Regions from separate parts of the Homo sapiens genome. Here regions 1 and 2 are each linked to region 3. Evidence: chromatin loops called from intact Hi-C (ENCODE). Cell type or tissue: HepG2. All regions are shown on one strand. Region 1 has its middle 4.6 kb from the start of LINC02707. Region 2 overlaps EHF (ETS homologous factor). Region 3 overlaps APIP (APAF1 interacting protein).

Region 1 (8,000 bases), 320 kb after region 3:
CCTCTCCTACATAGGAATTTTGGAAGCTTCTCTGCCCTTCCCACCCTTCCTAGATATCTAATACTTGAATCAGCCCTACCAGTAGTCAACATCCTTTGAGATTAGAGCTTCACAGCCCCTGGTGGAAGCCCACTCCATCTGTGAATGGCACCTTCTGAACATTTTTTTCCTAACCATTTGGTAATACAGATTATGAGCCTGAAAGGTTCACATTCCTTATAAACCGGTAATTAATTTCTTGATTCTGCACAGAGGAAGTGCCTCTCAATATGATAAAAGTTCAACACAAAAATATGTTTTCACAACACTGTTTAAAACAGCAAATATTTGGAAACAACAGAATACTAATAATGGATGGCACACCCACTGGATTCTATAATCTTCAGCCATTAAAAATGATGTTCAAGGCTGGGGCCAATGGCTCACACCTGTAATTCCAGCACTTTGGGAGGCCAAGGTGGGCGGATCACCTGAGGTCAGGAGTTCAAGACCAGCCTGGCCAACATGATGAAACCCCATCTCTACTAAAAATGCAAAAATTAGCCAGGCATGGTGGCATGCACCTCTGGTCCCAGCTACTTGGGAGGCTGAGGCAGGAGAATCATTTGAACCCAGTAGGCGGAGGTTGCAGTGAGCTGAAATTGTGCCACTGCACTCCAGCCTGGGCAACAGAGTGAGACTCTGTCAAAAAAAAAAAAAAAATTCCTATAGAGAATATAGCAATACAAGAAGAATGTAGAATACAAAAACATGTTTATGATGCTGAAATGTTCAAAGAAACCAGTACACTAAATTCAATATTCATTAGGCTCCATTCATATTTTTAAAGGAAGGAAACCGATTATAAAAACGACTAAAAATGATCCCACTTATAAGAGGCGCCAAGAATGTCAAATTCATAAAAACAGAAAGTAAAATGGTGGTCACCAGGGTAGGGGGAGGGGAATGGGGAGTTATCATTTAATGGATATGGAGTTTCAGTCTGGGGTTATAAAATCTGGAGATAGATGGTGGTGATGGTTGCACGGCAATATAAATGTACTTAATGCCACTGAACTCTACACTTAAAAATGGCTACAATGGTAAATTCTACGTTACATATATTTTACCACAATTTAAAAATGCACCTAAAAAATGACTAGAAGGAAATAAACCAAAAGTTAAGAGAAACTGTATTTGCGTAGACTTTGTTTGATGGTTTTTGCTTTGTTTTGCTTTTTTCCTATTTCTAATTTTCTGTATTCTCTAAACTGTCTACAAGGAATCAGTTTAGTTGTTCTTGGAAAATCCAATAGGTCTTCTTTTTAAAAACTAAGTTCAACATGATATTAAATAAAATAATGTCTAATGTCTTTCTACATGTTTTTCAGGGCACTAATAGCACAATTTCCTCACTTAGGTTAAATATTTTGCCTAGCTTGATTACCCTGCCCATTTTACAGGGGAGGAAACTGAGCCTTATAAAGGTCAGGTAACCTCCTGGGATCAGAGTGTGTTGGCAGGAACAGTTTTGAGAATGATAACCATCAAAACCTCAGGCCATTTTTTGCTGAATGTGGCCAGCATAGACCACCAGGATTCAGTTTGCCCTTGGACACAAGTTTCTTCAAGAAGGAAGAAATCCATCTATTAACTGGGATTCCAACTAGCCTCTACCTTCAATTATTTTTTTAGCTTTCATGATAAAGAAACTTCTGATTTTTTAAAAACTATCTTGAATTTAATCCAAAAAAGTCAATTTCTTGATGGATCGTATAGCCAACTAATAAACTTCAGCAAACTTCTAAAGTTTCTGCTTTTCAAGATTAGGGCACTGGGGACTTGAAACTCTGGATCATTAAGGACTCAAGCGCAAGAGGTGGGACACACTGAGGCAGGAAACTTAGACTCAGCTATTTTGGAATAGTTTTTTTACGGCAAGGGCTAGTAGTGGTTTAATATTATAATTTCATACACGTTCATCAATTAGAATATGAAATTACCCAAAGCACCCATTTCTCCCACATTCTGATTATTTTTTCCTTTAAATAAACAAGCAGAGAGTATCCAGAGGACTTATATCTTAGGCTCTGAAAGGTACAATGAAGATGATCCCACACCTGTTGGTGTTCTAGGCATCACTTTTCCTAGTCCCCCTTCATTCTGATTCCCAGCTAACTTTGAGTTGCCTTTATTGCCAGCTCAGTGACCTGAAGAATAAAAAAATCAGGTAGTTCATGCCAGACACAAGAAATATTTATAAGCCCTTTGCTAAATCCCCTGAAACAAAGAAAAGCAATTCTAGTATCCAGCACCTAGTAATTAAGGAACAACGCCTCATTAGTAACAGAGGGAATATAGAGCAATGAGAGGTCTCAGCCCAAACTCCTGCCGAGCCTAAGAACCAGCTGTGTCAGCGGAGGAAACAGATACCAGTGAGTCAGTCATACTTAGTATGCACTGACAGCCATCAAATTTAGAGGGCATTTTGTGAATCCACATGGGATTGTCTTCTGGGGCTCCAAATCCCGTGGAAATCACAAGAATAAGATGGAGCCCCTTGGAAATAGTTAACTCCAGAGAATTCATAGCAAAAGGCCTAACCAGGCATAGGGAAGCAGCTTCATTGCAAATGTCAACTCTGACCAATGGGGCCATGCAGGATGCTGGATTGCAATGGGTCTGAGTCTATGGTCACAGAGAGGAGAAGTGGTGTGCACCCTTGTGAACGTGTCGGGAGACAGGGGCTGGCAGCAACCATGTCAGGCATTTATTTGCCATCTCTGGCCCAAACTGTCATGAAAATTTCTCTTCCAAAAAGAGACTGCCCAGGCAACACGAGTCTTAGGCAAAATTGAGAAGAAGATAAAGTTCACTTTTAGCAGACCTCGCTCACTTTCTTCTAACATTCCCCTTCTCCCAGTCTCCATCACCCAATTAACTTTATGTTTTCTCACTAATATCTCAGCCCCTCCATTTTCTCCAGGGAGCTAATGACAAACAATGATTTGAAGAATGTACATCTTAAGGGAATCAAAATGTCCATCCAACGAGCTGGTGCGTGGGCACGGGGACCACCAGATGGTGAGAGGAGAGGAAAGGGATTCTCCTCACTCCCAATCCCATCCCTCCCCCACGGATGTCTCTGACAGAAATCCCTGAATCTGAAAAAAAGGAGAAATCAGTGTTCCCACTGCTTCATCCCACCAGCCCTAACTCTGGTTTCCTTCTGTTACCAGCACAAATACAAAGAGTTTTCCACAAAATCTCAGGAACAGTCCCAAGACCCACGTTAGCCTAACTAGAAGCGTCACACTGGGCCCAAGAAAGAAGTCACGTGACACTTTTTCTGGGTTTATTGCCTTCCTCCAATAACTACCACTAATTCACCTACACCATCCCTTCTCTCACCCCAGACCTGGCTCAAGGTGCCAAGAAAGATAGAAGGATAGAGAAGGAGAAATTCAAATAATGGAGGAAGAACGGACATTGTGTGGCCAACACTTAGATACCAGCCTTCTAAGGGACTTCCATGTGTTCCATTTGACTCTGTGCCATAGACAGATGCCCCTCAGAACCTCTCTTTCTCCTCAAAGTCCCAAGGATTGGCATCCCAAGCATCTGGCTTGCGGTCTCTGGCATCCCTGCCCAGGACTCAGAAGCCCACTGCACACAAACAGGTACATCTGCAGGTGGAAGAAGGAAGGGGATGCACACCCAGAAGCCATCTTTATTCCTCGTCAAGAGGAAGGACAAAGCAGGCTTGGACAAAGGCAGAGGAATATAGACTAGGCTCTCCCTACCTCATGTCTGGGGTAGTACTCTGTCTGACCCAAAGGTGAGACTCCAAGCTTATTGCTATAAAATCTAGATCCAAGCCTAGCAGGCTGAGCTCACTAGAGTAGAGTGCAGTCTTTGTTCTGGCTGCGTATGCTCAATTTGCTTGGGAAGCAGACCCAAGGTCACCCGAGGACACTTTCTATTCTGTTCTGAACCAAAGGAGTTTAGAAGCTACCCTTGCAAACCTCTAGGTCTCTGGACCCACTTCTCTGCCCCCAAACATAGCTAGGAAATTTTTTAAAAATAATGAATGAATGTTAAATAAATGGGTGAACTAATAGCTAACTCAGGCCCTTCAAGACCATAGGCTATCCCCAGAGACAAGCTTCTTTGACTAAATCCTCAGCTGGGAAGGATTAAAGGCCGGTCACCCCACCCTCTGCATGGAGGCAGCTGCTCTCAGCAAGCCTTCTTATAGCTAAGTTAGACTCACCAAGGGATTCTCTGTTACCTCCTACCCAGTCTTTGTCCACCCAGTCAGGACATGGTGCCTCTACTGGGCCAGCCAGCCCAGCACTCATCTGGCCAGCCTGGCTACTCCCTCTTCCCTGTGCCCACCAGGGAGAGAAAGGCAAGTACGTGGCACAGGTGAATTGCAAGGACTGACTTCAGTATAAATCATGGGTCAGTCATTTTTGGCTGAAAAACTCAGCAAGTTACTTAATTCCTATGTGTCTCTGTTTCCTAAACTGTAGTCAGGGGATAATGACATCTACTTCATTGGTATTAGACTCCCTTCACTAGAATGCAAATGTCACAGAAAGGGGCTGCCAGGATGCTTAACCTCAGGGCACACCATTCATAAGGTGGCCCATGTATGTGGCTCCCCCTAGAGTTGTGTGCTGTTAATTGCATGTAGTAGCCCTGCCACCAGAACAGGGATTTTGTCTGTCTTGTCCCTTGATCTAAATTAAGCACCTAGAATAATGCCTGGCTCATAGTAGGAACTCAATAAATATGTGTTGGGTGAATGAATAGAAGCTTTGTAAGGATTTAAGTAAATAATTTTCATAAAAGGACTGTCTTTTGAGTCAATGCTCAATAAATGATAGTAGTGATTATTGTTGTTGATAATGTTATTAAGTATAATGGGAAAAACCTTTCCCCCCAGCCCTGCCTTTTATAAATCCATGGGTGTGAACTTGAATGTTGAGGGCCATTCTCCACCAAGCCTTCAGCTCCAGATGAGAATGGCTTAGCCCACATTTTCTCACCAGGTTACAGGAGACTTTGCCCTTCTCACCTGTCTTGTCCTGGCCTTCCTGCCTTCAGCCCAGCTCTGCCCCTAGTCTGACCCCAAGGCCACTACAGAGCAACAGGACTGCCATCTGGCTGCCACAGGGCTGGCTGTCTCATCTTCATGTAAAAGTCAGGACTTTCCTCTTCTCTGCCTTTTCTTGGCTCCCTCATTTGGCACCAGGGACCCTATTCAGGAGCCCAGTCCTACTCAAAGGCCACAGCTCTTTCTTGGAAATGACACAGACCTGAAAACAAGGGGCTCAAATATCTTTGCCAACAGGGACATTGCATAACAACAGCACCGTGTTCTGGGTGAAGGGAACCCTGTTCCAGAGAGGAGAGGGAATTCTTCCCTCCACTCGGGAGGCTGTGTGGATTTTTAAGCCACTTCTCCTTTGTAGGGACAGATTTGGTTTTGAAAATCAGGTGATCTTGGCTTCAGCCTGCAGGTGCCTCTCCTTTCCCACCGTCACCACACCCACAGGGACAGCCTCCTTTCTGGAGACAATAGGTGGCTGCCACCTTTGTAGAAAATGAAGTGTCAGGAAGGAACCCACCCCAGAAATAGGACCTCCCTGAATGCCTGGGATTCCACTATTAGTGATTCACTCCTTTGAGTTCAGCACCACCCACTCTCTGACTGTCTTGGAAAACACAAATTCTCTTGGTGCGGGGGGCGGGGGAAACACATTAAGCTCCTAACACCTTGAGTGAAGAAATTCATCAGGTATGTTATTTCCTCCTGATGGAAGCAGTATCTGGGTGCTTGGCCCTACATACTATGGGGCTAGAGTGGGGCTCACCAGAATCGAAGAAGAGAGAAGATTTGGAAGTCAAACTAGGTCAGTGTCACCAGGTTTCCCAGAGCCGGGCCTGCCTACACCCTCCAAAGACAGCTGGCTCTGGAGCTGTTTATTTTCATGAGTTGATCACCAAAGGATTAAAAGAGGCAACACACACAAAGGGCCTACCTCCATACCCCCCATGTAATAGATACTTAACAAATGTTAGTCTCTACTACCCCTCCCATGAATGGAAGAATATATTTGTCTTTCTGGAGAGGGCTGGTCTGTGCCTGCCCCTCATCTTCAGGGACAGGGCGAGTCAAAGAAATCAGGTTTCTCTTCCATTCCTTTTTAGAATGTGGGTCCACTTCTACCCAGCAAGTCCCTTCGGCCCATCGCTCCTTTGCTGCTGCTATAGGAGAGAAAGTAAGAGAGGGCCAGGTGAACAGGCTTAAGTGACTGCTCACTGGATACCTGGTTTCTCAGGTCCCAAGGCTATGAGAGTCTGCAGAGTCTCTTGCTTGGCATTGATTGGAAAGCTCTGCTTTCTGATTCTGCAAATTCTCTCCAGAAATCCCAGCCCTGTCTGAAGAGAATTGCAGAGCTGGAAAGGGTACCTCCTTTGCCCTCTGGCTTCCAGTTAGACTCAGCCAATGCAAGGTACCAGCAGGAGACTCCAGGGAAAGAGGGGAGTGATATGAACTCTTTATTTCCCCCACTCCCTCCGTACAGGGCCAGAGTTGTGGCCGTAGCTGTAATCCCCTAGCTACGGCCACAGCTCCTGCCAGGCAGTCCCCTCACCCACGGTGCCAGCAGTCACTAGGTCCATTTACCTAGTGGTGGAAAAGGTGTCCTGCTCTTGCTAGTTCCTGGTGCTTTCCCAGCTCTTACTGATCATCATCCCTCTACCTCCCATCCATCAGGGTCATTATAAGGACAAAATGAGACTACAGATACAGTTTCTTCACAAATATCTGCTGAGAAAGGAAACAACCTTAAGAAAAATCTTCCCTTAGGAAGAGGCCACATAGATCAGGACCACAGTGAACATCGATAGGTCACCCTGTCTATGCTCAGCCAATCCATTCTCAGGATCCCTGGGCTCATGCAGAATGTCCAGATCCACTCTGTCCATGTGCAGCAGCACTTCATCCATCTGTAGAGCACAGATTTTAAAAAAAAAAACTTCTCTTTTTGGCTGTAATGGTCATTTTTAGTCACTTCTCTGGGCAGTGAGAATTTCCCCTCGAAGTCTACACATTGGCTAAGCCAATGAGAATTTGATTTCAAATGTTACACTTCCCCAAAGAAGGATGGAAAATAAACAGAAACAAGTTTGTCCCTTTTAGTCCCTTTCTTTTTGAAATTATTAGATTCACACTTTAAATCAGAATGCAGGTTGTTCTCCCAATCCTGGAGTCTCTGAGTGACCAAAAGAAAAAAAGATGACAGAGCTGCAAAGACTCATAGAGTACAGCATCGAGTATGGCAAGCCCCCATTTTCAGCTAGGGAAATGGAAGCTCAGAAGTTGGAAACGACCTGCTCAAAGTCACAGAGCCTGCATCAAAACTCAGGTCTCCTGGCACCCCAGATCAGCAGCCTTCCCACCACCCCAAGGACACAGGCAGCCTAGCCCCCATTTACCCAATTAGAGCCCTTACTCTGCTGAATTTACTCATGTTTCCCCTACAAGACAGTAAGCTCTATGAAGGCAGGAATCAAGCCTTGTTTGCTATTTATCCCCTGCCTCTGTGTCTGGGGCACTAATTCCATCTTGAATGAATGAATGTTTTGCGTACACATCTCTGTGTTTCTGGACATCAGACATTTTAAAACATGACCACTTCCATCAGCCCTCATCTGTCAGCATCGATGAAGAGAGCATTCAAAGTCATAGCTCTTAGAAAAAGCCCCCCAAGGCTATCCTTGTGCAAGCCCCACTGTGGGGGTCCTCACTCCTGAGCTTTGTATACAGGAGAAATCTGGGACAAATGAATATCCAGAAAAGCCTTGGAAAGAAAGAACTGGCCAATCTCATTTACTCTGAGAAGTGACTTTGAGCCGACAGAAGAGCAGCTTGCTGGGAATGTTTTCATGAAAGGCAGCCCACCACTCGGTGATTATTACTTATTAATAGCTGCCATTTATGGGATGCT
Region 2 (8,000 bases), 240 kb after region 3:
TTTTACAAATCAGGAAACCGAGGCACAGAGAACTTAAGTGACTTGATCAGGATCACACAGCTAACTAGTGACATAGCCAAGACTAAGCAATAGGTCTTAGGTCTCCTAAGCCAGGGGGAAGTTTCTTCTAGTTATTATCCACAAATTGCTTGGGGTTCACTTCAACCTGTTACTTCCCCAGAGAGCAACTCTCAACCACTTTTATCCAGTATCTCAACCAATTAAATTGCTTTGACCCAGCAACTGTGTTTCAGCCAAATGCAAATCAGTAAGGGTCTAGAATGTTTACTCCCAGAATAGATGAGGGTGGTAGGGAAAGGGGTGGTCACGCAGGGACTGGAGGACCCAATTTGAAAATGAAGCCACTACTGCAATAAGATTATCAACCAAATTCAACTTTACTCCCACTGAATTTTTGATGCCCCACCCCCACCCCACCCACCTTTCGAGGGGTTGCATTAATATGGTTTTGTGGGATTATGTGAAAGAGCAGATAAAGACATTCTAATTCCTCATAATTTCTGGATTATACCTTTTTTTTTTTTCTGAGACAGGATATCACTCTGTGGCCCAAGCTGGAGTACAGTGGTGCAATTACAGTTCATCACAGCCTAGACCTCCCTGGCTCAAGCAATCCTCCTGCCTCAGTCTCCCAAGTAGATGGGACTACAGGCACGTGCCACCATGCCCAGCTAATTTTTGTATTTTTTTGTAGAGATGGGGTCTCGTCATGTTTCCCAAGCTGGTCTTGAACTCCTGAGCTCAAGTGATCCACCCACCTCAGTCTCCCAAAGTGGTGGGATTACAGGCCTAGATTATACCATCTTGATTTCTTTCTGTGTTCCACCCACAATTCCATGTCTCTGATATTTCGTATATGTTCATAAGATTTTATTACTGAAGGAGACCCAACTCCCAAAGAGCAGTGTTGAATCTTAAGAAAAAACAGTCATTTCTTGGAATGGTAACTCCACAAAGGTAGGAGGCCAACATTTAGCAAAAGAAAGGATGATACATCTCAGCTGTTTCTTCTTATCTCGCTCCTCTTCCCACCCTTTTCTTCTGGGAGAGAGGAAATTGCCAACCCCATGCCTGCAAGCAGTTCTTAGGCACTGGGTGTCTCAGTTTTAGAGCACATATGACAGAACAGGGAGGAAATGTCCAGTGGGGCTCCACTTTGAGAAACAGCTGCAGAGGGGGCTTACTTTGCTAGCAAGTGATGCCTCTATTTTCTCACTCCACCCTGTTTGGGATGAAGACATGAAGGCAGCAGACAGAGGCGATATTTGCCAAAAAACTAGTGGCCTCCAGATGTGCCCGATGTGATGGGAAGGACCAAAGGCCATCTGAAAGCCAGCCAACTTACTGTGCTTTTTGGTGTGGCACTTGGCAGGGGGGTCTTGCTCCTTTTTCATATCAGGTGACTCTGCTAAGGAGAAAAATGAGAGGCGTTTAATTGACCTATTTCCTATAATTCTCTTTTTTATTCATGCATCCACTCATTTAAACAATATTTACTGAGCACCTACTGCATGCCTGGCACCTTTGAGTATGTGCTAGTGAACCAAACAAAACAGAGATGATAAATGCTATGGAGAAAAATGATGCAGGTTAAGAAATGGAGATAGATGTATGGACTTGGGAATAATTTGCAATTTGATACAAGGTGGTCATAGGAGACCTCTCTGATTCCACGACCTAAAGGATATGAGGGAAAAGGTCATGCAGAGAGCTTGTGCAACAGCCTTCCATGTGTAACATAGAAGTGCAAAGGCCCTGAGGTTGATGTGTGTTTGGTATATGCATGCTGTAAGAGGCAGAGAGGGAGGAGCTGAGGTTCTGATCATTAATCCCTTATGGGACTTTTAAGGACATGACTCTGAGAAAGATGGAAGCCATTGAAAGATTTAGATCATTGAAAAATTTGTGGTTTTTTTTTTTTAGCATAATAGAAAAATGTAAACATTTATAACAAAGGAAGATGACTTTTAAGCCAGAGGAGTGCCCTTTTTTGGCATGCAAAGTTACATTTTAATCAGCCTGACAAAGGCGCCATTGAGTGGCCCAAGCTCAATACAGAGGGCCACAGTGGACTATGGAAACACAGATTAGTTTAACAAATGACTCATTATGGCAACCTCTGCGACTATTACCAAAGAGGAGATGATGGAGGCGGACCTGGGAAATAAAAATTCTTCTCAGAAAGAAAACTAAATGATCTAGCCGTGTGTGTGTGAGTGTGAGTGTGTGTGTGTATATGTGTGTGTGTGTGTGTGTGTGTGTATTGGGAGGACCAAAGTAGATCTTACAAAGACTCTCACACTCAAAAATCAGCCAATTTTAATACAAAGTAGTCCCTAAATACAAGCCAATTATTTTAAGAAATTGGGCCAGTAAAACTGATCTCTTTCATGTGCCCTTCCTAAACTAGGGTCCACTGACCCAGTGTGGCCTTCAAGGGCCCCTGGACTGACTGAAACCATATATGAAGGGAGAGGGTTCACAGCATCCATTCAATTATCAGGAGAAGCCTATTATTCAAAAAAGCTATGAACTGCCAGCCATTAGCTCCTAATTAAATTGGTTAAGAAAAAAAAGCTACTGTTTATTGAGCACTTACTATGTACCAGGCACTGTACTAAGCACTTTAAATGAATCACTTTATTTAATTCACACAATAACTCTATGACACAGGTACTAATATGATCCACAGTTTTCAGCTGTGGAGGATCTGAGAAACAGAGGGGTCAAATGACTTGACTAGAGTCACACAGCTGGAATGTGGAGCCAGGATATGAACACAAACAGTTTGAATCCAGAAGCTTTACTCATAACCATGATTCTATGTCATTTCCAGAAATGGTGGCCGGCACATAATCTCCCTTTGCACATAACAGATTTCACACAAGCCTTTCTTGCCAAGAATCAGGTTCACTTCTGTAATGCTCTTGTTAGTAGAAAAGATAATTTCAATCTGACAATTCTATATTTCCCAACGTTCATGGGCCCTTTCAACCATCTTATCACCCAGCTAATCAAGACTCAGTGTTCCCAGCAATTTCTCGAAACGTCATGGCAGGATGGAGAGAGGGATTTAATAAGACCTCAGTAAACAAGAAACCTCTCATCCTGGTTAAGAATTTCTCTCCTGGCATTGTCACTAGCAGGGCCTGCACCTGACTTGGGTTTCTCTGAAATCCGAGAGGACAAATTCACAGGAAATGCAAGGAGACTTCACTCTCCCTCCCTGTAGGTTGCAGGGTGAGGTTGCAACATCCCATCAGGATGTGACAATATTGCGACAGGTCTGGCATCCACCCCGGTTTCCAAGTGATACATCACTCTGACAGGGCCACGTTGTACTGCAGACAAAGAGTGGCATTTACCCAGCAGGCCACAAGCAAAGCTCATTTTCAAATGACATCCAGGAGGGATGCAGGGCCATTATTTCAGAGCCAGGAGTTGAATTCAGAAAAATACAAGAGTCTCTCAGTATATTGGCCTCAATTATTGTTTGTGGGTTCCTAGTTGATCTAGAATCAGTTACTTCAGAGTTCAGGTGCCTTTGTGAATAAGACGAAAACCTTGGACCCTCTCCTCAGAAAAAAATGCACATATATGTACACATGAAATTTTGTCAACAATTTCAGGGGGCTGTGGCCCATGCAGCAGTCCATGGACTCTAAAACCTCTACACTAGATAAACCATGAGGAAATATTCTTTGAGTTGTCAGCCGTTTACCCAAGCTAGGCTCCACCCAGCTAGGAACGTTCTTTTTTTAATCCCCAAATAAAAATCTTTCCATCATCATAAAGGGGAATAAGCAGTCAAAGGCAAAAGAAGAACCTAATTTCTTCCAGACCTCTCTGCCTGTTGCAGTGTGCAGGGGTAAGCCGTGGAATCACTGGCCTGCTTTACCACTGATATCTTTTGATCTTTAACCTCTCTTTAATATGTGTCCTTCTTCTGCCCTAGGATAAAAGTCAAGACCTTTGAAGTTAGCCATGTGGTTAAGTGATTCATTCTTATAAAATAATGGCTTGCCCTGGAGAAGTTGTCCAGCCTGGCTTTCTCTTGCTTGGCTCCCAGGCACTCCAGGCCAAGGTCCTATCCAGTCCAGGCAGGGGCAGCAACAAGCCACAGGTTTGTGATGCAAGTGAGAGAGCGTGACTTCAGCTAAGCTGCTTCGCAAGAAGCAAAGATTAGAAGCATTTGCATATGATTCAGCTGTGAGCCATTTCTTTACGGGATATACAAATTTCAGTGTTCTAATAGACCGTGCCACCCTAGCTTTAGGCTCAACAAGTCAGTGGATAAACACATCAAGCCCGAGCTGGCATGACAGGCTGGAGGACTGTCGAGCAGAACAGGACACCGGCAGCGGGCATTTTATGAAATGGGCAGATGACAGAGAAATCAAAACAAAGCCTATTTCCCCACCTGCGTTTATCACAGAGGGCATCAGTTTACGCTGGGCCTCGCCTTAGCTCAGCTGGTAACTAGCATTAAAACATAGAAAGATATTTCACTGCATTCAATTACATGGGAGCTCGAAAAATAAAGACTCAGGCAAATGACCAAGGTTTTTCCGGGGTTCTGCTTCCATGCAGTAGAGACTATAAACTATTCTGAAAGAAACTGACCCATATAAGGCTGTAATTAACTATCCTACTGAAGGGCTATTACCCCAATGAATACACCAACCCCAGAGACTGCATTGATTCTTTAGGGCCTGGGTGATTGATCTCATTTTCCAGCCTGGGTTACAATCACAGGATAGAAATGGGGAGCTGCAGCAAACAAGGATCAGAAGGGTAAGGAGAGAAGATTCCTGAGCCCATCTTAAGAAGGACTATTGAAAAATACAATCGGTGGACTCAGGAGAGAGCGAGTTCCTTGCTACTGCAAATGCAAAAGCAGAAACTGGCCTCTAAGGCCCCTATTGATTTTGAGATTCTAGAAGGTGTAAGTCAAGATGTAGAAAAGAGGATGGCCCAGCTGTCAGGGCAGCAGAGCTGTAACTATGATGTTTTTGTTTCCCGGGTGCCTCAAGACCTACTAGCCCCTGAGGCTCAGGAAGTGGTTGGTTCAGCTTTATTCTTAGTTGGAATTTTTTGCCGTAAGTCAAAGACCCAAGTGGAAGGATGGAAGGATGGAAGGATGGAAGGATGGAAGGATGGAAGGATGGAAGGATGTGGGAGATGACACTGTAGGAAGTCGCAGAGGAACTCAGAGTGTGACTTGGGAGGTTTCCTCAGCCCTGAACCCCATGGTCTTGACTGAGTGGCAATGATTGCCACAGAAATTTTACCCCGGTTGGCTCAGTTCCCCCAGAATAGCAAATACACAGCCAAGCCTTGCCAGTGTTTGATCTATTCCCTAATTTTAACAAATACCTCAAGTGACACATAATGCTAAGGACCACTGGGGGAAGGAGAAGTCGAGAGCTATGCTGGCCTCAGCTCTTAATCTCAATTCCAGAAGCATTTACATTGGCTCCCAGCCCCATCTCATTTAAGGGGCTTGACCCAAACAAAACCTCAAACCAAAACCTTTCATTATTTCAGTTCTCAAAAGCAAAAACAAAAACAGAAAAAAAGAGGAAGGAAGGGTTGCAGACTAATTTCTTTCACAAAGACCCAATTAAATCCCATTTCTGAAGTTGCTCCAAATTTAATTCCAGGAGAGAGGCACTATCACTTGTGACTGATGTCTAAGTGCCATTTCATAGACCCAAAGAGATCCACAAGTTCATACTCAGATCACGGGAAACCATAAGATCCTCTTTCAACCATTTCCCACACTGTACACGCCAATGCACCTATTTGTAGGTGGGGGTGGTAATCTGAAATCCCCTCTCCCAGACTCCCAACATCCCAAACTTCTCACCCAGTGTAACCTTGGTTAAGGAGCATGGATAGCCCCAGTTGCATCCAAGCTTAACCAAATGCAGCTAAAGTGAACGTAACTCATAAAATGCAGGTGCTCTGACTGATTAGAGAGCACTGATGAGTCATCGGAATTAGACTTAAAAACTGACAAAATAGTGTAACTGTGGGGATTCTGGAAGTTTCCAATGGCTACCCCTTCACCCAGAAACTATCACTACAGGTTCACGGACCTTTGAATTTTACTATGAGGTATTCTTTCTCTAAAGCCAAATGTAGTTTGTTGAAAATTAAATATAGCCTTATTTCCCATAAGTATACCCAAATATGAATAATTTTAGCAGCTATATTGCAAGAGTAAGTTTTCATTGAAAATAAAGAAAAGCCTAAACAACTTTTATTGTCACAACAGAGTGACTAGTTTCGTAGGAGACCAACATTTTGCCTAGAGGATCCCTACGGGTCATCTTCGATGTACAAATATTGCCTCAAAAGCAAACCTCGTCTAATGGTAACCCCATCCCTTTCCTAGCCCTTTAATTAGAAAGACTCCAGAAAGGCAGAAATGTAGAGTGTTGGTAATTCCCACTGATTCTCCCTAAGCATTAGGCATACCCAGCCTCAGATGTGATGACAGCTTACCAACAGGAAGGTGACTGGTGGTTGTCATGGAGATCTGAGCCCGGCAGAAAGTTTTGCTGTCCAACAAATCTGTGGCCATGAAAAGATAAAGGACATTTAGAGCACCCCCTCCCCCCACCTCACAATAGAACACTGTGGCTCTTAGACAAACTGAATAAGAATGTAAAGGGCCTTAAGTGTCAGGGAGTTAGTTACCTACTGTGCTACCATAGTTGGTGTCATATAAATAGTTCTCGTCTTTCCAGGTGTTCATGATGGAAGGCTCTACAAAAAATAGAGAAGGAGAATAGTCAGCGATCTCTTTTCCCCAGGGAGAAGAGGCTGCGTTTTCTAATTCATTGTTCATCAACAAAGTATGGGGGGTGAGGAGTGGTCCTCAGAGACAAGGGATATGATTCTGCTTCAGCTGCGTTACTTTATAATAATGTTGTCTAATTTTCCTTTCAGCATCCTCGGGGAAATGGCCTCATCCATGTGTTCTGTACCTATTGCATTTTTAGGGAAGTGAGAGAAGTTGCAAGAATGGGAACCTGTCCTAGACCAAGTGGTTCCTGGGAATTTTCCTAACCTGGCTTGGCTTTGTTCTGCATTCTACTGCATAATCACCAGAATATTTTTACCCTAGAGTGTGGTGGGGGGGAAGGCCTTGTTAGGGATTAATTTATTTAAATGTATAATAAATAATTAATGAGGCCTTGGGGGGTTAATGATATTTCTTTCAGGAAGAGTCTTGTCAATCTTATCACAGTTTCTTCCTTGCTGAAATCCAGAGATTTGTCATCCAAGTTGGGTGACAGCCCCCTCCCTCTAGGATTTTTCCAATTAGCTTAAAGGATGACATAAAATTCTCAAAACAAAACCAAGGAGAAGGGGTGGACTGTGTTACTAAATCAAACAAACACCTTTTAAGAGTGAAGCCCCACTGCCCCATCGCAGAAAAGAAGTGCTCTTGTACTCTGTCTCTCTTTCTCTTTCTTCTGTGTGCTGCGGTAAACACCTCTCACTTTGACTGACTCTTCAGATTTCAGATTCAAAGGGAACTCCCCTCCACCTACCCCAAATGGAGCTCAACTCCTACGCAACCCCCAGATCTGGGCTGGTCTCCAACAGAAGCATTTTGTTTCTTGGCTAGCCAAAAGCTGTAAGATCTCTCACCTCGTCCTCACCAGAAACTTCCTGCTTTCTCCTCACCGCAGACCTAGGTTACCCTCAGCTCCCCTCCTTGCTGGGTTCTGAGTTTTAGGGCCGGGGTGTAAGCCACTGACTGAGTTTCATTTTGTTTTTATAGCACAAATGATACAAAACCTGACTTACTGGCTAAGTCCTCGTGTTTACGACATAGGGATTTAGCCGGTATTTTAGCTAATAGCTACATGTTTGGACACCCCAAGCCCAATCTCTTGGGGTTACACCCTCTCTCCTTGTTGGGTCACCTTGTACACCTGTTGTTGTCTCTGAAAACAAACTGA
Region 3 (8,000 bases):
TTACTTGATAAAATGATGTCTGTTTTAAAAATCATTACCTTCTTTTTAAGGACAAGGAGCATCCAAGATACCTGATCCCAGAACTTTGCAAACAGTTTTACCATTTAGGCTGGGTCACTGGGACTGGAGGAGGAATTAGCTTGAAGCATGGGTAAGTTTCTGGCAGCCTTTATTACTGGGAACTCTCCATTTGAGTAGACCACAGCAAGTCTAATGTGTTATATCCAAAGAACAACTGATGATCAGTTTTATGTGATACTGAAGGTCTTTAGTTTCTAAATGGACAAGTGGACATTTGTGTAACTGAATGGAAGCAATGTACAAAAGCTGCAGATATGTCAAATAGCTAAAGACTGAAGATCCACAATTTCAAATCACAATAACTTAATACTCAGTTTTTGAGTACCAGAGTTAAATAACATGCTACCAAGTATGTTCATATACCTGAGATTCTAGAGGATCCTCTCTAGGTAGATAGGATTTGTTTCAAAGGTTCAGGTACTTTGGTTTTTGAAACAGAGTCTTGCTCTGTCACCCAGGCTGGAGTGCAGTGGGGCGATCATGGCTCACTGCAGCCTTGACTTCCCAGGCTTAAACAATCCTCCTACCTCATCCTCCTGGGCAGCTGGGACTACAGGCATGTGCGACCACGCCTGGCTAATTTTTTCTGGGGTTTTTTTTTTTTTTTTTTTTGTAGAGACTGGGTCTCACTAAGTTGCATGGGCTGGTCTCAAACTCCTAGGCTCAAGCAACCCACCTGCCTTGACCTCCCAGATACATATTTCAAAGTCACTTAAATACAGATGACTAATCATTAAAAATCCTAATAATTATTTTTTATTGAATCAAAAGAACGGCAGTATGCTTTCTAAGCACCTGTATCATTAATGAATATAGTGCCTGCTAATCTGTATTCCTCAGAGGACAAAACAAGATGTACTGGACTTAAATTGAAGCAGAAAGGATAAATAGTATTCAATTGCTCATTGTATTTATTTAGTGTCATTTATTCAAGAAGATGAAGAAATAAAGTAAGTATTAGTAACTGTGAGTAAGAAGTAACTTGCTATCAATGAAATTAAGATTATAGAATCTCATTCAAGGATTTCCAATACAGGATTAATCTTTTTTTCCTCCTGAAATGTGTTAGGAATATTATTGTCTGGAGGTTGTGTGTTAAATTGAGTGATGTTGATTTATTACTTCATTCTAATTCACTTTCTTTAACAAAATTGGATTATTAAAATATTTATGTGCTGTTGAATATATATAGTCATGCCCCCAAGGAGGCTGCATTGCATATTAAGGAATGGAATGTAAAATATAATCAGAACATTGGGAACAAAAGGGATTCAATGGTACACCACAAGATGATGCCATTATAATTTTATCTGCTTTAAATTACTGAGTTAACTCATGAAATTTTCATTGAACATTGGGAAATGACAAGAGGTTCCTCTGTTAACAACTGGCACAGTTAGGGATAAAAGTATGCTCTCAGTCTAGTAAGATTATGTTCCATATGGTAGATCAATAAATCCATCTGTGCCTCCTCTCTTACCATCAGCCTAGTTGCTAATGTGTAAATACAGCATTGCTCAAGCTTTCACATTATTTTGCCAAAACTTTCAAGATGGCCTATTCACAGCAAATCCTACGATAACAACATTTATTCTTGTTTCATGTATCCATTTAGAAGTTGAGTCCCAGTAATATAGTTTCCCAACTGTATTATTTATAATAAATCATATTCTAAATGCTGTCTTTAGTTAACTGCTTTTTATTTGCATGTTCAGAAATAGTTTGTGTATGTATAAAATAAAGCTTTCTACCAAATGAGCTAAAATAACCATTTCCAACTGGCTCTTTAAAAAAACTAGCAAAGTTAAAAATAGGTGAATGCAGGACTCAAGATGAAATATTTTTGATCAAAAAGACATAAAGGACTATGTTCTTTCTAGTAGAATTTTACTAATCCATGCACTACCATTTTATGTGACCACCATAAACCACTCATTGGCGCATCTTTTAAAATTAAATGGGCTTTTATAGCACTAAAATCAGCTCATAGGAAATTTTCATCATATATGTGAAATGCTTTATCCTTAGTTCTTAATGGGTGTGGAGGTCATGGAAGGAAAGAGCCACAGTCACATGGCACTGTATTTGGAATCTTATTAAATTTGTGCTTTACATAGTAAAATGAATATTTTGTAGTAAAATGTTGGTTTTTTTCCCTAATATTTAAATGACTTAATAAGTCACTAGCATTATCAGCAATACTATTCTCATGTTGTTAGTGAAAGTTTGGCTCTTTGATGCTTAGGGCAAATAAATTTGGAATAAAATGCAAACGCAATAAATTATGTTTCCAGAATAATACAGACAATAAGCTCTTTGGGAACATAAAATGATTTACTAATTCCAAGATTTGACTGGACCATTCCAGCTTATGCTACAAGTATGTGGTACCAAAAATTAAGTCAGAAGAAGGAAATAAATGACCAAGAAAATAATAGTAATCAAGGCAATTCCAGGATACTCAATAGCTACTGTGTTTAGGTTGGGTCGCTATCATTCAAATTTATAATTTCCTGTTTTCACAGAGTAATATTGACAGGTGTCAGAGAGACTGATCCTGTTGCATGTGATTAGGACTACAATTAATAAAGTCACATTGTAGACAAAATAATTGAGGCACTATAAGATTTAAATTATTTTTTAACTGACCAGAAAGCAAATAAAAATAGAAGCAACTGAACATAGATGTATTTTGACCTCTTGGGGTTTGGCCCTTGCTTACCACAGTGAAAATGCAGGAGTACAGAGAAGTATATTCCAAAATTTAGTAACTTGAAATTCAAAATGCTTTCTGTTTGTGGCTTAAAGCACCAAGTAGATATTTCACTTTAATATTTGGCATGTTTCTATTCTAAAAAGCTCTGTCATTTTTATATTTTTATCCAGATATCTCTTTCTTTGTAGGTGTAAATATATTTTTCTAAAACATTTGGCTAATCTTTTAATTACCCAAAGTTCATCAAAGTCTAAATTAATTTCCATTTTACAAAGACATTTACAACATACCAAGTCACTTGAATAAACAGAGTACCCTTGGTTTTCCTACTTTATAGATGGGTTTTACTTACCAGCAGACCATTTTGTACTTTATTTGAGTCTATTCCCAGGACTGCATAAATTTCTCCCCACATAAGAAGACCCACAAGTCCACTTATCTGTGGAGGTGAGTGGACCATGTACCATCCTAGAGCTTCTTCCATGTTACACAAGGACACAAGATTTGGATCACTGGTATTCACAAAGAGCCCTTGTTAATAGTATGATCCCAACCCATTCTCACTGGTTGCAGAGGAATGTCCCTTTATGTTATCCTTATGTTGCAGAACTCGGAAACAATAGCCACTTCATGAAAGCAAATGCTCGCGTGCAGCTAACAGTGCATTGGATTTCCACTCACATTATCAGACATTTGTTTTCTAGACTTTATCAGTGGAACCTTAAAGAAACTTTGATTTCACCTTAGATTTTTATCGGTTCCAAGCCTACAGGTTTATTAGCAACCTGAACTTCAGCAGCTTGGTATATAGGCCATCATCCTCATTTACACTATGAAATGTTTGATATTTGTTCAATATCCCTGTGTCTGTGCCTTACTAGCAGAAACTAGAGCATGCAGGTACTGGCATTTTCTTGGTTTGCATATATGCAGTAGCTCATTAATACTCTCTGGCAGCAACTGAAACTGGTAAGTTATCAAAGATATCCAGCGAGAAGAGAAAAAACCTGATATGTGAGCCAAGGGACGTTTGTTTAGTTGTTGTTGAGGGTGGAGGGAATTTAGAGAAGATTTGAAATTAATTTCCAAATCAAATTTGAGAGCACCTTGTGGTAAATGGTAGTCTATAGCATCTCCCTTAGTCCAACATCCTGTAACAAAGAGATCTTCACATGTAGCCATTCTGATATTTTGAACTCTTTGTAGTTGTTTTAGCTTTATTACTAAATTTTTTTCCAAGATATGTATGCTTTTCAAATGGGAAGCATGTGATTCTATCCAAAAAGTAGCCCAGTGTTAATACAGTAATTTAAGAAACTGTCCAGCAGAGGTCTCTGAACTTCATGGTTTAAGAAGAGCATTTCAAACAATAAATCAAACCTGATTCTTTGCATGACAGAAATATACTTCTATTGAGCATATTTTCCAGATTGGATTTTAGAATAACTGTATTTCACATAGGTTAAACTCTGCTTATTCATGTTTAAAGACGCTGAAAACTTATGTTTTCAGATTTTTATTCCCCTAACAGGATAAAAGCCTGGTTACCACCAACTTTGCACTATAAAAAGAATAAATATATATGAAACGTAGAAGACAAAAGCAACAACTAATATTCTACAATGCCACCAGCACTACAAAGGCATTGATGTAGTTTGGCTTTCTTTCTATGCAGCCAAAATCCATAATTAAATCAAGCAACTGGCTGTATTGCTTGATTTATAAAGAACATGCATGATTGGACTGCAAACTTTTCTTTGTGCAAAAGCAGGAAATAAATAAATACCAATTTGTATGTTTTGTGTTGCCAGCGATGAAATCTACATTGCTCCTTCAGGAGTGCAAAAGGAACGAATTCAGGTATGGTAATGGGATTCTTTAACCTCAGTGTCTTTTCTTCTTAATTACTGTTTTATGAAATGGAATTAATTTTAAGAGAAAACATTCATTTTATCATAGCAATTTGAATAACTAATCAGCAAACATTTATTGAGTAATTATTAAATGTTTTGTAAGGTGGTAGATATCTTCCATACAACCGGTGTATGTTTTGAAATCTCATTCAACCTATAGGGGGCAAAAGTGAATAGTGCAATCTTAAATCACAGTAAAGAGCAATTATAACTTTGCAGCTTTATAACACTACGATCTTTATCAGGCTGGTGGAATAATCAGATTGATGGTCTCAGATGAACCAAATTAATTCATATTTCCTAATAGCAAAGTTATTCTAATTTCAGGATTTCAAGTTATGAAACTTTGTTTCAAATTTTGAGAAGTCTTATTCTGTGTTAATGCCAGAATAATACCCCAAATCTAGTTAAAGCAAACACATAATTATTTAACTTCTAATGCAAGAAAAAAAAGAAAAGCTGCTTTGTTAATAAAACATTTGTATTGTAGTTTTTTAATAAATCCTGGCAGATAAAAGCTACAGAAATACGCATGCTTTACTGTATGTGGATCAGATACCCATCAACAGTAGACTGGCGAAAGAAAATGTGGTACATATATACCATGGATTAGTATGCAGCCATAATAAAGAACAAGATCATGTCCTTTGCAGCAACATGAGTGGAGCTGGAAACCATTATCCTAAGTGAATTAATGCAGGAACAGAAAAATCAAATACCGCATGTTCTCACTTACAGTGGGAGCTAAACATTGAGTACATACAGTCACAAAGAAGGGAGCAATACACACTGGGACCTACTGGAGGGTGGAGGGTGGGAGGAAAGTGAGGATGGAAAAACTGCTGTCAGTTACTATGCTTATTACATGGGTGACAAAATAATCTGTACACCAGACTCTTGTAACATGCAATTTACCTATGTAACAAACCTCCACATGTACCCCTGGACCTAAAATAAAAGTTAAAAAAAAAAAGAAAAACCTGTAGATCTACATAATTTCTTAAGCTTTAAGAAGAATATACCTTATTGAGATTAACCTTTCTGAGTACCATCTAAATTTCTCAAGGGTTAGAAAAATTACTCAAAATTTTGCTTTTATCTAACAAAATGTGGGGAAAAAAATTTTAACACCCATCTTTGGAATGTCGATTTCTTTATATAGACTTTCTGAAATACAGTTGTGAAATTATAGGGCAAAGTTGAGAAGCTAAATTGTTGAAATGACAGCAGTAACATCATTACATAAATAGTAATTTTCCATATCATTTTTTGTCTTCAAATTTTTTTTAATTTTTGGGATTTGTATTAAACTTCTGAGAATATTTTTACTAGTAGAAATCACTGTTTTATTTCTCAAAATTGCTAAATTATTTTGAGAAACTATAATTATATATTTAAAATGTAAGTTAAATATATGCATATATTAGCACTCTATGTATATGTATACTAAATATACACACAAGTATGTATACTATAGATAAACTTTCTTGTATTCTTATGTATATGTACACAAGAAAAGGAACATTTCTAATTGATATTTTACAAGCCTTCTTTTTTTCTTTTTTTCCCCTCTATAAATAGCCTGAAGACATGTTTGTTTGTGATATAAATGAAAAGGACATAAGTGGACCTTCGCCATCGAAGAAGCTAAAAAAAAGCCAGTGTACTCCTCTTTTCATGAATGCTTACACAATGAGAGGTATGCAGAAAATATATTCAACATAAAGAATATTTGCAGAGTAGGCTCCTCTAAATAATGGTAATTATTATTTCAGTTAACATTTCTTGGATACCCACCATGTGCAAGAACTTGAAGTGCATGAACTTACTCAGTTCTCACATCAACCTATGAGGAAGGTCCATTATTCCACTTACCCTCCTGCCTACTACCAACTTATTCCATGCCAGGAAAAATAAGCCCATAACCATATGTAAATATAAGTATAACTATATGGACTTTTTTTCTTTAAAAGCTATAATTCAGTCTTCATTGAGCATGCGGCTTTCTTCTTCCTCCTTCAGGAGCAGGTGCAGTGATTCATACCCACTCTAAAGCTGCTGTGATGGCCACACTTCTCTTTCCAGGACGGGAGTTTAAAATTACACATCAAGAGATGATAAAAGGAATAAAGAAATGTACTTCCGGAGGGTATTATAGGTATTTTTTTTTCCTTTTTCTTAAATAATTTGAAAAGAATTCTTCCTTCTCTTTGATAAATAGAATACTGATCATTTTATGCATATAATGAGATGTCGTGGGATCTGTGTTAAATAATACTCCATTTAATATTACACTTCTAGACCTATTCTCATGACACGAATGGGATGTCTTCCCTCCTCTCCCGCCCCTACCCCAGCCATGGTAAATTATTAGTAATATGAATAATGAAATGTTTGTTTAAACTGAAAAAAATCTTGACTGAGATCTCTATCATGATGGAAAGATTATGTTCCTGTATTGAGGCAGCCAAAGATATCTTCAACTTCACTTTGTCTTCAGAAATTTGACCAGTGACTACAGTTTATACTTCATGGTGATTTAATTTAGTATTTCTGGAATATTTTCATATTTATGTAAGTTTTTTTAATAAAGTAGATCTCTATATTTTTAGAATTTTTCAGTGTTTAAGGTGAAATGGATAGTAAGTATAGATTACCATTCTAGATCAGTTTAAATAAATTCATCAGTCCACAAAAGTGTAGTAATTCTTCATAATTCTAGAATATAACGGCAGGAAGAAACATGTTCTCAGTGTTCAGGGACAAGCTAAGCATTTCATTTGAGTTTATTAGCATTCTCATTCCTGAACCTTCACTCTTAATTTCCTAAAGGGCTTGATTCTACCTTGCCTTGTTTAGAGGAAAACGGTGCCAGTTTTACTAAAGTGTTATTACCACAATATCATATTCTTACTGCATGTAATGGAATGTGCATGTTTAAACTAGTGCACTGAGAAATTGATTTGATTTCAGTTAATATTTATTGTGTGCTTAAAGCATTCCTCAGGACTGTGAAACACCTGTTTACAAAAGTTAAATATTTAAATTAAGAGAAGTGTACATACTGAGGAAAGTAGAGCCCCAGATTGCCTCTTCCATATCTGGGGCTGAAGGAGAGGCCTTATGGGTACTATCAGTTTCATATGAATGTTATTGTTTTGGTGAGGAAATAAAAATAGGTCAGAAGAATCAGTTTTTCTGAAAAGAGTTTGGAAAAAGTAAGGTAGAGGAACAGGGCATAAGAGAGAGTCTTTGCAATTTTGTGGAGAGGCCAAGCATGGTGGCCCTTT

The links. Peaks named below come from ENCODE experiments on the same cell type or tissue, not always from the same donor. Only the 100,000 strongest peaks of a DNase experiment are listed, where the experiment ranks them.
Region 1: a loop joins it to region 3, with 4 times the contacts of the local background. A loop is called at or near these places in 4 of 110 quality-filtered maps.
Region 2: a loop joins it to region 3, with 14 times the contacts of the local background. A loop is called at or near these places in 13 of 110 quality-filtered maps.

The regions. Positions count from the first base shown.
Region 1 is chr11:34,562,258-34,570,257 of GRCh38, reverse strand. No RefSeq gene overlaps it. Among named protein-coding and RNA genes, the nearest start is that of LINC02707, 4.6 kb to the left of the region's middle. In HepG2, CTCF peaks have their summits at 4,651 and 5,142; a DNase peak (open chromatin) is centred at 4,647; H3K27me3 peaks cover 439 bases.
Region 2 is chr11:34,650,337-34,658,336 of GRCh38, reverse strand. EHF (ETS homologous factor) reads right to left here. Exons shown (of 9, transcript NM_012153.6): 5 at 6,727-6,795; 6 at 6,532-6,600; 7 at 1,367-1,429. Among named protein-coding and RNA genes, the nearest start is that of EHF, 33 kb to the right of the region's middle. RefSeq lists an enhancer at 7,444-7,693. In HepG2, a CTCF peak has its summit at 4,125; DNase peaks (open chromatin) are centred at 2,096, 2,806, 3,296, 4,146 and 1 weaker place; H3K4me3 peaks cover 1,728 bases.
Region 3 is chr11:34,887,161-34,895,160 of GRCh38, reverse strand. It overlaps APIP (APAF1 interacting protein), which reads left to right. Exons shown (of 7, transcript NM_015957.4): 2 at 51-151; 3 at 4,609-4,657; 4 at 6,292-6,409; 5 at 6,733-6,868. Among named protein-coding and RNA genes, the nearest start is that of APIP, 25 kb to the left of the region's middle. In HepG2, CTCF peaks have their summits at 4,120 (motif pointing right) and 4,876; DNase peaks (open chromatin) are centred at 3,340 and 4,130.